Regions from separate parts of the Mus musculus genome. Here region 2 is linked to region 1. The links are chromatin loops, found by intact Hi-C in ENCODE. Cell type or tissue: heart. All regions are shown on one strand. Links, peaks and the distances in the headings refer to the core of each region. The heading gives the core; the rest is flanking DNA.

Evidence for each region. Hi-C counts contacts between places; a loop is a spot of excess contacts. Peaks named below come from ENCODE experiments on the same cell type or tissue, not always from the same donor. Only the 100,000 strongest peaks of a DNase experiment are listed, where the experiment ranks them.
Region 2: a loop joins it to region 1, with 4 times the contacts of the local background. A loop is called at or near these places in 14 of 42 quality-filtered maps.

The regions. Positions count from the first base shown.
Region 1 is chr17:36,080,691-36,086,065 of GRCm38, reverse strand. It overlaps the pseudogene H2-Bl. Among named protein-coding and RNA genes, the nearest start is that of Gm11127, 25 kb to the right of the region's middle. In heart, for the core only: no CTCF peak of the experiment used is centred there; DNase peaks (open chromatin) are centred at 2,505 and 2,665; H3K4me3 peaks cover 1,360 bases; H3K27ac peaks cover 572 bases; H3K27me3 peaks cover 3,311 bases.
Region 2 is chr17:36,184,179-36,189,553 of GRCm38, reverse strand. It overlaps H2-T3 (histocompatibility 2, T region locus 3), which reads left to right. Exons shown (of 6, transcript NM_008208.4): 3 at 102-377; 4 at 2,028-2,303; 5 at 2,436-2,549; 6 at 2,844-3,983. The coding sequence ends at 2,983. Among named protein-coding and RNA genes, the nearest start is that of H2-T3, 3.3 kb to the left of the region's middle. In heart, for the core only: no CTCF peak of the experiment used is centred there; no DNase peak of the experiment used is centred there; H3K27me3 peaks cover 3,882 bases.

The DNA.
Region 1 (5,375 bases), core at 173-5,172:
AACCATCCATAAAGAGATCTGACTCCCTCTTCTGGAGTGTCTGAAGACAGCTACAGTGTACTTACATATAATAAATAAACAAACAAACAAACAAATCTTTAAAAAAAAAAAGAATGCATCTGCATTCCCCAGCTGCAGATGGCCCTGCAGAGCCTGGACAGTGAGGGAACAGCATGCTTTTTTTTGAACCTAGACAGCATCCAGCTTTCTTGGGTCCCCAACGATGTTGACACCACCACCACCCTAGACAACAGAAAGCCGTCTAAAGAGCACAGTAACCCCATTTATGCCTCACCAGTCACCTCTTTCTATTTTCTCACCTTATATAATAAATAAGAGGAAGGGATGTCTGTCAGCCAACAACCACCCACATTCCAGAACCAGCCTGCTTTCAGCCTCTCAGTGCCAGAAGCCACACCATCACCAGCCACCAAATGTGACACATTTTCACTATGGCCACAAGTTGCACACTGTTATCCAGCCCAGGTCTCCGCAGCCCCCTATTTTTTTCTCTTCCAGCCTGACTACCCACCCCCAAAATCTCTCACATGCACTCTGCTGTGGTGTGTGATCTTTGAAAATCTCATGGTTCTCTGATCCATGCAAGAACTGTAACAAGCCCACAGGGTCAGCCCTGAATGTTTCCCCAGCTGGGCAGGTGTCTGTTGGAGCAGGACCTGAGCTGCATGAAGTCTGAGCAAGAAGGGAAATTGTCAATGTCCAAAGAGTGGAAGAGCACTTCTTCTCATTTCTTTTTAATTTTATGTCTGTCTTTCTGTCTGTATATCTATAAACTACCTTCCTACCTAACTACATACCTACCTACCTCTCCTCAGTCTCTCCAAAATCAGATTACCCTGTTCTGAGGTAATAAACTGTCCCTATTTCTCTCCTCATCTCCTCCCTTGCCCTGACTTTATCAGTCTCTCCCATGGTTATATCAACAGCATCAACCAACAGGCAAGGAAGAGACAGGTCCTCAGGACTGAGGGGCAGGAATGGAGTTGGAACCCACTGGGCTCCCATTCCTTGCATTCCAACTGTTTTTCCATGGGGTTCCATCCACAGGGCAGGTCCCTGGCTCAGCTCAGGGGGAGGAACTCACACATCCTCCTCCCTCAGCTCTCACTGAGTGACCCTGCACCAGGAGGCTGTGCTGTTTGCATTTTGTCAACTCCACACCAGCTGAGACATATATAAGAAGAGGATCCTGAATTGAGAAATTGCTTCCATCCAGGATGCTTTTGAGAAAGTCTATAAGACATTTTTTAATTATTGTTAATGATCATTATGGAAAGGCTCAGCCCACTGGAGGTTGTCTTGGCTGGTGATCACGGATTGTATAAGAAAGCAGGCTGAGCAAGCCATGAGCTGCAATGCTATTATCACTGGTCCTCATGGTCTCTGCTTCAGTTCCTTGAGAATCCTCTCTCAAGGTCCTGCCCTGAATCTCTTCAATGGTAGACTGTGATGTGGAAGTGTAAACTGAAAGAAACTCTTTCTTTTTCAAGTTGCTTTTGGTCATGGGGTTTTATCACAGCAATGGAAACCCTCACTAAGACACAGGTGCACAAGGGCTTCACTCTGCTCCCTGCAGACACCACCCTCTCCTGCAGTTCAGCTCCTGCCCCTCCCTTGCCCTGGAGCAGCACCACTTTATAGCTCCTGGGGATCTGATGCCCTCTCTGACCTCCTGAGGTAGCAGGAATTATCTGGCAGGTCTCATCTCCATTGGGTGGCAGGATCCTGGGGAAGGAACCAACCAGCTCCTCATTGGCGGGTGCAAGTTATAAAGTCCATGCAGCCCTAGGGCCTCAGATGCCCTGTATTCCAAATGGGGCAATGGCGCAGCGAACGCTGTTCCTGCTGCTGGCGGCCGCCCTGACTATGATCGAGACTCGCGCGGGTGAGTGGTCGGGAGGGAAACGACCTCTGCGGGGAAGGGCGGGGACGGCACCGTGGAAACCGCGTCCCTGAGTCGCCCACCTCCGCCCCTTCTACACCCGCATCCCGAGCCCCTCACCCTGCTCCCCTTCCTGGCCTGCGCACCCGCCCGAGGTCCCGGGAGGAGGTCGGGGTCTCATCGCGCGCCGCCCCCAGGCCCACACTCGATGCGATATTTCGAGACCGCAGTGTTCCGGCCCGGCCTCGGGGAGCCCCGGTTCATCTCTGTCGGCTACGTGGACAACACGCAGTTCGTGAGCTTCGACAGCGATGCGGAGAATCCGAGATCTGAGCCGCGGGCGCCGTGGATGGAACAGGAGGGACCGGAGTATTGGGAGCGGGAAACACAGATCGCCAAGGACAATGAGCAGAGTTTCGGATGGAGCCTGAGGAACCTGATCCACTACTACAACCAGAGCAAGGGCGGTGAGTGACCCCGGGTCGAAGGTCACGACCTCGCCACGTCCCGAGACAGGGGCCGGAGATGTCTCAGGTCCCAAGTCCTAGGTTCTGAAGCAGAACCTACCCAGGACTGGTTACCCTTTCACTTTTGAGAAGTCCGCGGGTGGGCGGGGCCGGGGCGGTGGGCGGGGCTGACCGTGGGATCCTGCAGGCTTTCACACATTCCAGCGGTTGTCTGGCTGTGACATGGGGTTGGACGGGCGCCTCCTCCGCGGGTACCTGCAGTTCGCTTATGATGGCCGCGATTACATCACCCTGAACGAAGACCTGAAAACGTGGATGGCGGCGGATCTGGTAGCGCTGATCACCCGACGCAAGTGGGAGCAGGCTGGTGCTGCAGAGCTATACAAGTTCTACCTGGAGGCCGAGTGCGTGGAGTGGCTCCGCAGATACCTGCAGCTCGGGAAGGAGACGCTGCTGCGCACAGGTGCAGGGGCCGCGGGCAGCTCCTCCCTCTGCCCTCGGGCTGGGGCTCAGTCCTGGGGAAGAAGAAACCCTCAGCTGGGGTGATGCCCCTGTCTCAGAGGGGAGAGAGTGTCCCTGGGTCTCCTGATTCCTCATCACAGTGACTGCACTGAGTCTGCCAAGGCTCAGCCTTCTCCCTGGACAGTGCCCAGGCTGTCTCAGGAGGGAAGGAGAGAATTTCTCTGAGGTAACAACAGCTGCTCCCTTCAGTTCCCCTGTAGCCTCTGTCAGCCATGGCCTCTCCCAGGCTGAGTTCTCTGCCCACACCCACTGTGTGTGGACACTGACTCCTGTCCTGCTGAGTGTGTCAACCCTTACACCTCAGGACCGGAAGTCGCCTTACCTGATTGGAAACATGGACTCCCCTACACTAGGCTGGTTGCCCCAGTTTCTAGAATTTTCAAAGAATACATTCTCCCAGATCTCTCGCTGTCTGTAACCCAATTCTTTCTATTCCTACAGTGCTGAATGGTCACATGGGCCCTTATGGGCTACCCTGGAGGAATATAAATTGTGGAATTCCTTTTTCTTTCTTCTCTCTTTTCTTTTTCTTCTTTCTTTTTTCTTTAATTTTTTTTTTGAAGACCTTATTTTGCTTCTAGTCAGTTTTTGTCTGCACTGGAGTGATCCTGTTTCTCCCTGCCCTCCTATTATCATTTGTATCAGACTCCACAGGTGCCAGGGGAGGCTGCTAACCTGGATAATTACACAAGATAAGTCAGGGTTCTCATTAAAAGAGCGGTTCTTGTGAGTTTACACTGTGTCCTGTCAGACCTAAACATGCAGAAGCCCCCTGCTCTCCCTCTGTCCCACAAGTTACAGTGCCCCCCCCCCCCCCAGTGAATCAGGACTTGGACTCTGAGAGACAGGGTCTTCTGCAATCCAGGGCTGAGTGAGAGGGAAGACCACACACCCTGTGAGCCCACTGTGTTCCAGTGAGTGCTGCACTAGGGTCCACAGCTCACTCCAGGGATCCTGTGTGACACACCTGTACTTTGTCCCCCAGAGGCAGGGACTGGGAGTCATTTTCTCTGGCTACACACTTTGTGATGGCTGTTCACTTGGACTGACAGTTAATGTTGGTCTGCAAGATGACCACAGTGGTAGTCTCAGTGGTGGCATCCTTCCAGTAGCATATGGCCCTAATTTCTGATTTTGATATGAACTTAAACACATATTAAATTACTTTTTTACCATTCCCTCTTCCATTCTTTGACTACCTCACTTATGCTATTGAACATCACATAAGGATGACCATGTTGACCCACTGGCTCATGTGAATTCCATCTTGGCTTCTGAGTCTCAAAAGAAAATGTGTATTTCTGTGGTGAGGGGACCAGCTCTACTTGCAGGTCACTAGTGCAGTGACAGTTGTAGTGTCAAACAGACACATAGTTCGGTGTCATCATTGATTTAACTGAGTCTTGTGTAGATTTCAGTGTGTCTTGTTAATTGTGTGATTTTTTTTAAAGATTTATTTATTTATTATATGTAAGTACATTGTAGCTGTCTTCAGACACTCCAGAAGAGGGAGTCAGATCTCGTTACGGATGGTTGTGAGCCACCATGTCGTTGCTGAGATTTGAACTCTGGACCTTCGGAAGAGCAGTCGGGTGCTCTTACCCACTGAATCATCTCACCAGCCCAATTGTGTGATTTCTTAAATCTTCCACACAGATCCCCCAAAGGCACATGTGACCCATCATCCCAGACCTGCAGGTGATGTCACCCTGAGGTGCTGGGCCCTGGGCTTCTACCCTGCTGACATCACCCTGACCTGGCAGTTGAATGGGGAGGAGCTGACTCAGGACATGGAGCTTGTGGAGACCAGGCCTGCAGGGGATGGAACCTTCTAGAAGTGGGCAGCTGTGGTGGTGCCTCTTGGGAAGGAGCAGAATTACACATGCCATGTGTACCATGAGGGGCTGCCTGAGCCCCTCACCCTGAGATGGGGTAAGGAGGGTGTGAGTGCAGAGCTGGGGTCAGGGAAAGCTGGAGCCTTCTGCAGACCCTGAGTTTGTCATGGCTCAGAGCTGGGATCATAACCCCCACTTCATTTCCTGTACTTGTCCTTCCCAGAGCCTCCTCCATCCACCGGCTCCAACATGGTAAACATAGCTGTTCTGGTTGTCCTTGGAGCTGTGATCATCATTGAAGCTATGGTGGCTTTTGTGTTGAAGAGCAGCAGAAAAATAGGTAGGAAAGGGCAGGGTCTGAGTTTTCTCTCTGTCCTCTTTAAAAGTGTAGTGGGCTCATTAATAGGAAACAAATCCACACCCCACATTGCTACTGTCTCCACCTGGGTCCTCTGTCAGTTCTGGGAACTTCCTAGGGTCAAGATTTTCCTTGAACTCTTACAGTTTTTCTTCTCACAGGTAGAAAAGGAGGGGACTATGTTCCAGCTGGAGATAGGTGTGGGAGAGAATGTCACTGAGACTCTTGGGGTGAATGTAGAGCAAAGTTAGCCCATATTAGCTCCTCCCACCTGTCAGTCTCCTGAATGA
Region 2 (5,375 bases), core at 1-5,000, 100 kb before region 1:
TTATGCAAGCCACCTAATCATGGGGTGCAAAAGGGACCGGTTTCCCTTTCAGTTTGGAGAATTCCTAGGGTGGGCGGGCCTGACTAGGAGAGGGGGGCCAGGCTCTCACACCATCCAGGTGATGTATGGCTGTGAGGTGGAGTTCTTCGGGAGCCTCTTCCGCGCTTATGAGCAGCATGGCTATGATGGCCGCGATTACATTGCCCTCAATGAAGATCTGAAAACGTGGACAGCAGCAGACACGGCAGCAGAGATCACCAGAAGCAAGTGGGAGCAGGCTGGTTATACAGAGCTCCGTAGGACCTACTTGGAGGGCCCATGCAAGGATTCCCTGCTCAGATACCTGGAGAACAGAAAAAAGACACAGGAGTGCACAGGTGCGTGGCTGCAGACAACTCCATCTCCCTTTGCCTCTGTACTGGGTTCAGTCCAGAGAGAGCAGAAACTCACTAGGTGGGAAAACTCCCATCTCTTTTTCTTTTTTCTTTTTGTATTTTTGTTTGCTTGTTTGGTTGGTTTTTTTGTTTTTTAATTTTAAAAGGTGACAACAGAAAAATAACGTATGAAAATTACACAAACCAATGGCTATACACAGCTCAGTGAGCTTGTAAACAGTTAGAATCGCCACTTTGGACCAGTAGAGAACATGAATTTTACATATTTTCCATTAAATATACTCATGGCTATCCAACATCGACCCCAGGGGTGCAGGGCAGGGAGAGAGAGACAGAGACAGAGACTCACAGACACAGAGAGACAGAGGCAGAGGCAGAAAGAGATGGAGAGACAGAAACAGAGAATCAGTGGCAGAATTAGAAGTAGCTATCAATTATTCCCTGCCATTATCCATCGTGTACTTTACCTACATTTAGTCCTTGCTCATCTCCAAATATTAGCCTTTCCTGATTTCATTATGTCATGTTGCAAGTAACAACAGGTACATTTCTTAACAAGTATACGTTTTTTTGTTTCTTTTGTTTGTTCTTTTGTTTGTTTGTTTTGCTAAATTACCTCTATGAGCAAAAAAGACTGCAGTTTTACTTCCTGTTGTTGTTCTGAGATTGGGTGACTTCGTTTAATATTGTATATTCAAAGTTCATCAATTTTCCTAGATAATTGTGTGATTACATTGTGTAGTGCTCAACAGGATTCCACTTTATATATATACCACATTTTGTTAGTCACTTAAGTGAATAATGGGTTGCTTTACTGCAATAGCTAAGATGTCACACTCCATATCAAGGAAGAGAGTAGAGAGTGGACAGTTCTTTCTTTCTTTTTTTTTAAAGATTTATTTATTTATTTATTTATTATACATAAGTACGCTGTAGCTGTCTTCAGACACACCAGAAGAGGGTGTCAGGTCTCATTACAGGTGGTTGTGAGCCACCATATGGTTGAGGGAATTTGAACTCAGTACCTTCGAAGAGCAATCAGTGTCCTTACCCGTTGAGCCATCTCACCAGCCCTGGTAGTTCTTTGTTATTCCTGATCTTACCAGCAATACTGGGTGTCTCTTCATTTGACACAATGTTCCAGCCTCTTCAGTGTTCCTTTCTCTTCAATATGGGAAGGGGAGAGAACTCCTGTGTTTCTTGACTCTCTCAGAGACTGGCTCTCCCAAGGGAGCACCTTTGTCTCTGGACAGTTCAGAGTCTCTTCAGGATGAAAAGGGAGAAGAGAAGGTTCCTGAAAGAACAGAAAACATTTCCCATGAGTCTGCCGTCCTTTAGAGCCATGGCTTCTCTCAGGCCTTGTTCTCTGCCCACACCCAACCTCTGTGACGTGTGACGTCAGTGGTGCTGAATCTCTGCCCTACCCAGACAGAAGCAGACTTCCCTTTTTGCCTCCTGGGACACATAGCTCCTCCTGGGCACAAGTTCTGGAATTTTCAGAGCATTGTATGTAACCTACTGGGGAAATTTGACCCTTGTTCCAGTCATTTCCTTCCCAGGTGGCCTCACAGACACTTCTGGAGTCACCAGGAAAGATATTTGATGCCCAAACTTTCCAACTCTTCTCCTCAGATCCTCCAAAAACACACGTGACCCATCACCCCAGACCTGAAGGTTATGTCACCCTGAGATGCTGGGCCCTGCGCTTCTACCCTGCTGACATCACCCTGACCTGGCAGTTGAATGGGGAGGAATTGATTCAGGACACGGAGCTTGTGGAGACCAGGCCTGCAGGGGATGGAACCTTCCAGAAGTGGGCAGCTGTGGTGGTGCCGCTTGGGAAGGAGCAGAAATACACATGTCATGTGTACCATGAGGGGCTGCCTGAGCCTCTCACCCTGAGATGGGGTAAGGAGGGTGTGGGTGCAGAGCTGGGGTCAGGGAAAGCTGGAGCCTTCTGAAGACCCTCAGCTGGTCAGAGTTGGGAGTTGAGATCATGTTGCTCATTTTCCCCTCCTGTCCTTACCCTTCCCTTCCCAGAGCCTCCTCAGACCAGTATGCCCAACAGGACCACTGTTCGTGCTCTCCTTGGAGCTATGATCATCTTAGGTTTTATGAGCGGAAGTGTTATGATGTGGATGAGAAAGAACAATGGTATGGAAGAGTCTGTGGCTGGGTGCCTTATGATTGTAAACCAATACACATGCACTCTATGCAAAAGATTGCCTATCTCTGGGTCTGTTTGCAGACACTCACCTTACAATAAAAGACAGATTCATAATGGTAATGGGGGTTCTGCACAGGATTCTAAATGACCTCTCAGAGGTCAGAGGGCAAGGCTCATGCTAAACACTACAGATCTCCAGGCTGGCCTTGTTTCATCCCCTGCATATAATGTCCATGGCACAGAACTTCCTTGGTCTCTCATATCTTTTTTTTTTTAAACAGGTGGAAACGGAGACGATAACACTGCTGCATATCAGAATGAGAGGGAACACTTGTCCCTGAGCCCTCGGGCTGAATCTGAGGCACTCGGGGTGGAAGCTGGGATGAAGGATCTTCCTTCTGCCCCACCATTGGTCTCCTGACAATGTCTTGTTACTTCTTCTACTGCAGGCAAGGACAGCTTCTCTCTTGTCTCTGGATACTTGAAAAGGTGACACCTGGGAGCCTGGGATTGGGGCTGAGGCAAACTGGAAAGGACTGGGTCACTGGGCCTTTCCTATTTAAACCTTTGAACGAGAGGAAGGCCTTTGAGATGTTTTCACATTGACTGCCCTGACTCTTGTTCTTCATCTTGGGACAGCTGCCACATGGGACTGAGTCACTAGTTCTGACTTCTGAACAGTGGAATCACTTTGGGCAGCCGTGCCTGCCGTTTTATGCTTTTGACTATGCATACAATGGGAAAATCTGGAGAGCACAGCCTGCCCCTGCACACCAAGACTCAGACCCTACATTAGCTGTCATCCCTTGCACAGCCAACCTTCCTGGTCCTCAGGCATTGGGGGACATCTTCATCCTGTCAGCTCCACGCTGTCCTGGGCGTGTGTCTCCTCACACGGCACAGTGTGTCTACTCATTTCCACACTGAACATGAGAATCAGAATGTGGATGTCAGGCAGTGGTGGGCAGGCCATTAATCCTAGCACTTGGGAGGCAGAGGCAGGCAGATTTCTGAGTTCGAGGGCAGCCTGGTTTACAGAGTGAGTTCCAGGACAGACAGGGCTACACGGAGAAACTCTATCTTGGGGGGAAAAAAAAGACAGAAAGAAAAAAAAAAGAATCTGAATGTGGAGGCTGGAGAGAAGTCTCAGTGGTTAAGAGCACTGAGTTCTTTTCCTGAGGCCCTGAATTCAATCCCCAGCAACCACATGGTGGCTCACAACCATATGTAATAGCATGCAATGCCTTCTTCTGGTGTGTTGGAAGTCACCTACAGTGTACTCACCTACATGAAATAAATGAATCTTAAGAAAAGTATGAGTGTGAACTCCTTGACCTGAGCAGTTCACTTGTGGGTAAATTAAAGGATTGAGAATATCTGAGTATTGTGGAGGAAATAAATGGCAGCATGGAGGACCTTCCAGAATCTGTGTTTCTTGTGCTGAGTGTGTCAGGTGGGGCAGGAGTCCTCTGGCATCTGCTTGTGAATGGGGCTGTGCCAGGTGGAGCTCAGTCCATGTGAACGTCCCTGCTGGTCAGGTCATTCCTCAGCTATACCTCCTTGGTACTTGTCACTTAATAGAGTCACTGGATGACAGACTCTGATCATAGGAACACAGGCATGGCCTTAGCTTTCTCTTATGACCAGGACTATGAGCCCCTAAGACTGTACTAGGCCTGTAGTGCAGCTGAGAAACTGACATTACCAGTGAAGAAATTTCGGAAGAGTGGTGGTCAACACATTTAATCCCAACATTCAGGAGACAGACAAGAGAACCACTGATTTCCAGGCCATCCTGGACACTCAGGGTGACACAGAGAAACCCTGTCTCCAAACTGGGTACCTGGGAGCAGGGTATCCCTGTGTCCAGCCTGACCGTGCAGATGATTGGCAGGATGTAGATTTTGGGTTTTGGATTAGAAGAACGTTGCATGCATGAAGCAAGGCTTAAAGAGCCAAGCTAGTGGAGGCGTGGGAGGCTGAGCTGAGGGCAGGTTAACCTTTGTGGGCCACGGTAATGAAGTTTAAAATGGGAAGAATATCAGTAAAGTGGTTTGGAAACTCATTCTTGTATTGTTTTGGAGAAGACAGTGGCTGTTTTCTGTCCTTGAGCAAAAAGTCTGTCTAAAATTAAATCAGAGAGTTTTAGATTAAGGGCCTTGGCAGAGGAGAATTCAGGAGAGCCTAGTCTTGCCTGTGTTGCTTGCTTATTTATTAATGGCCACTCACATGCACCTGTGTGATGGAAATGAGCAGGGTACATAATGAAAATGCACAAAGTACAGTTTGAAGAGAAAAGAACCACTAAGTAGTGCTCAGAGGAATAACGTTTAAAGAAAATCTACTGCTAAGTGGAAGAAAGGGACAAGCCACACACAGCTATGCTTCCAAACTGTAAATGAAAATTAAAGAAAAGCTGAAACAGTGAAGAAAACCACCAAAACCACAAAACTGGTCAGGAGATAAATGAATGTGGGGGCCAGGTTCTAGATCCAGCAAGCAGCAGAACTTGGCAGCTTTATTCTGGCTTATGGAATCTCCCTACATTTGTGTGTCCAGAGTGTCCCTCCATAGAGGCCCAGAGAGGCCATTGAGCAAAGCTGGGAGAGTGAATGCTGGATTTCACTGGAGAACCCAAGATTGAGAGATGCCAGTCTTCCTGTATTCCCAAGGAGAGCTGCTATTATGTGTGAACCAGCCTGAAAGAGCTGAAAGAGCCAACACAGCTGACAGGAGCTGGAGGACTGAAGAGAGCTTTGGCAGCAGACATGGAGATGAGTTTGCAGTTTGCCCAGCTGGGTTTTAGTCTGTGA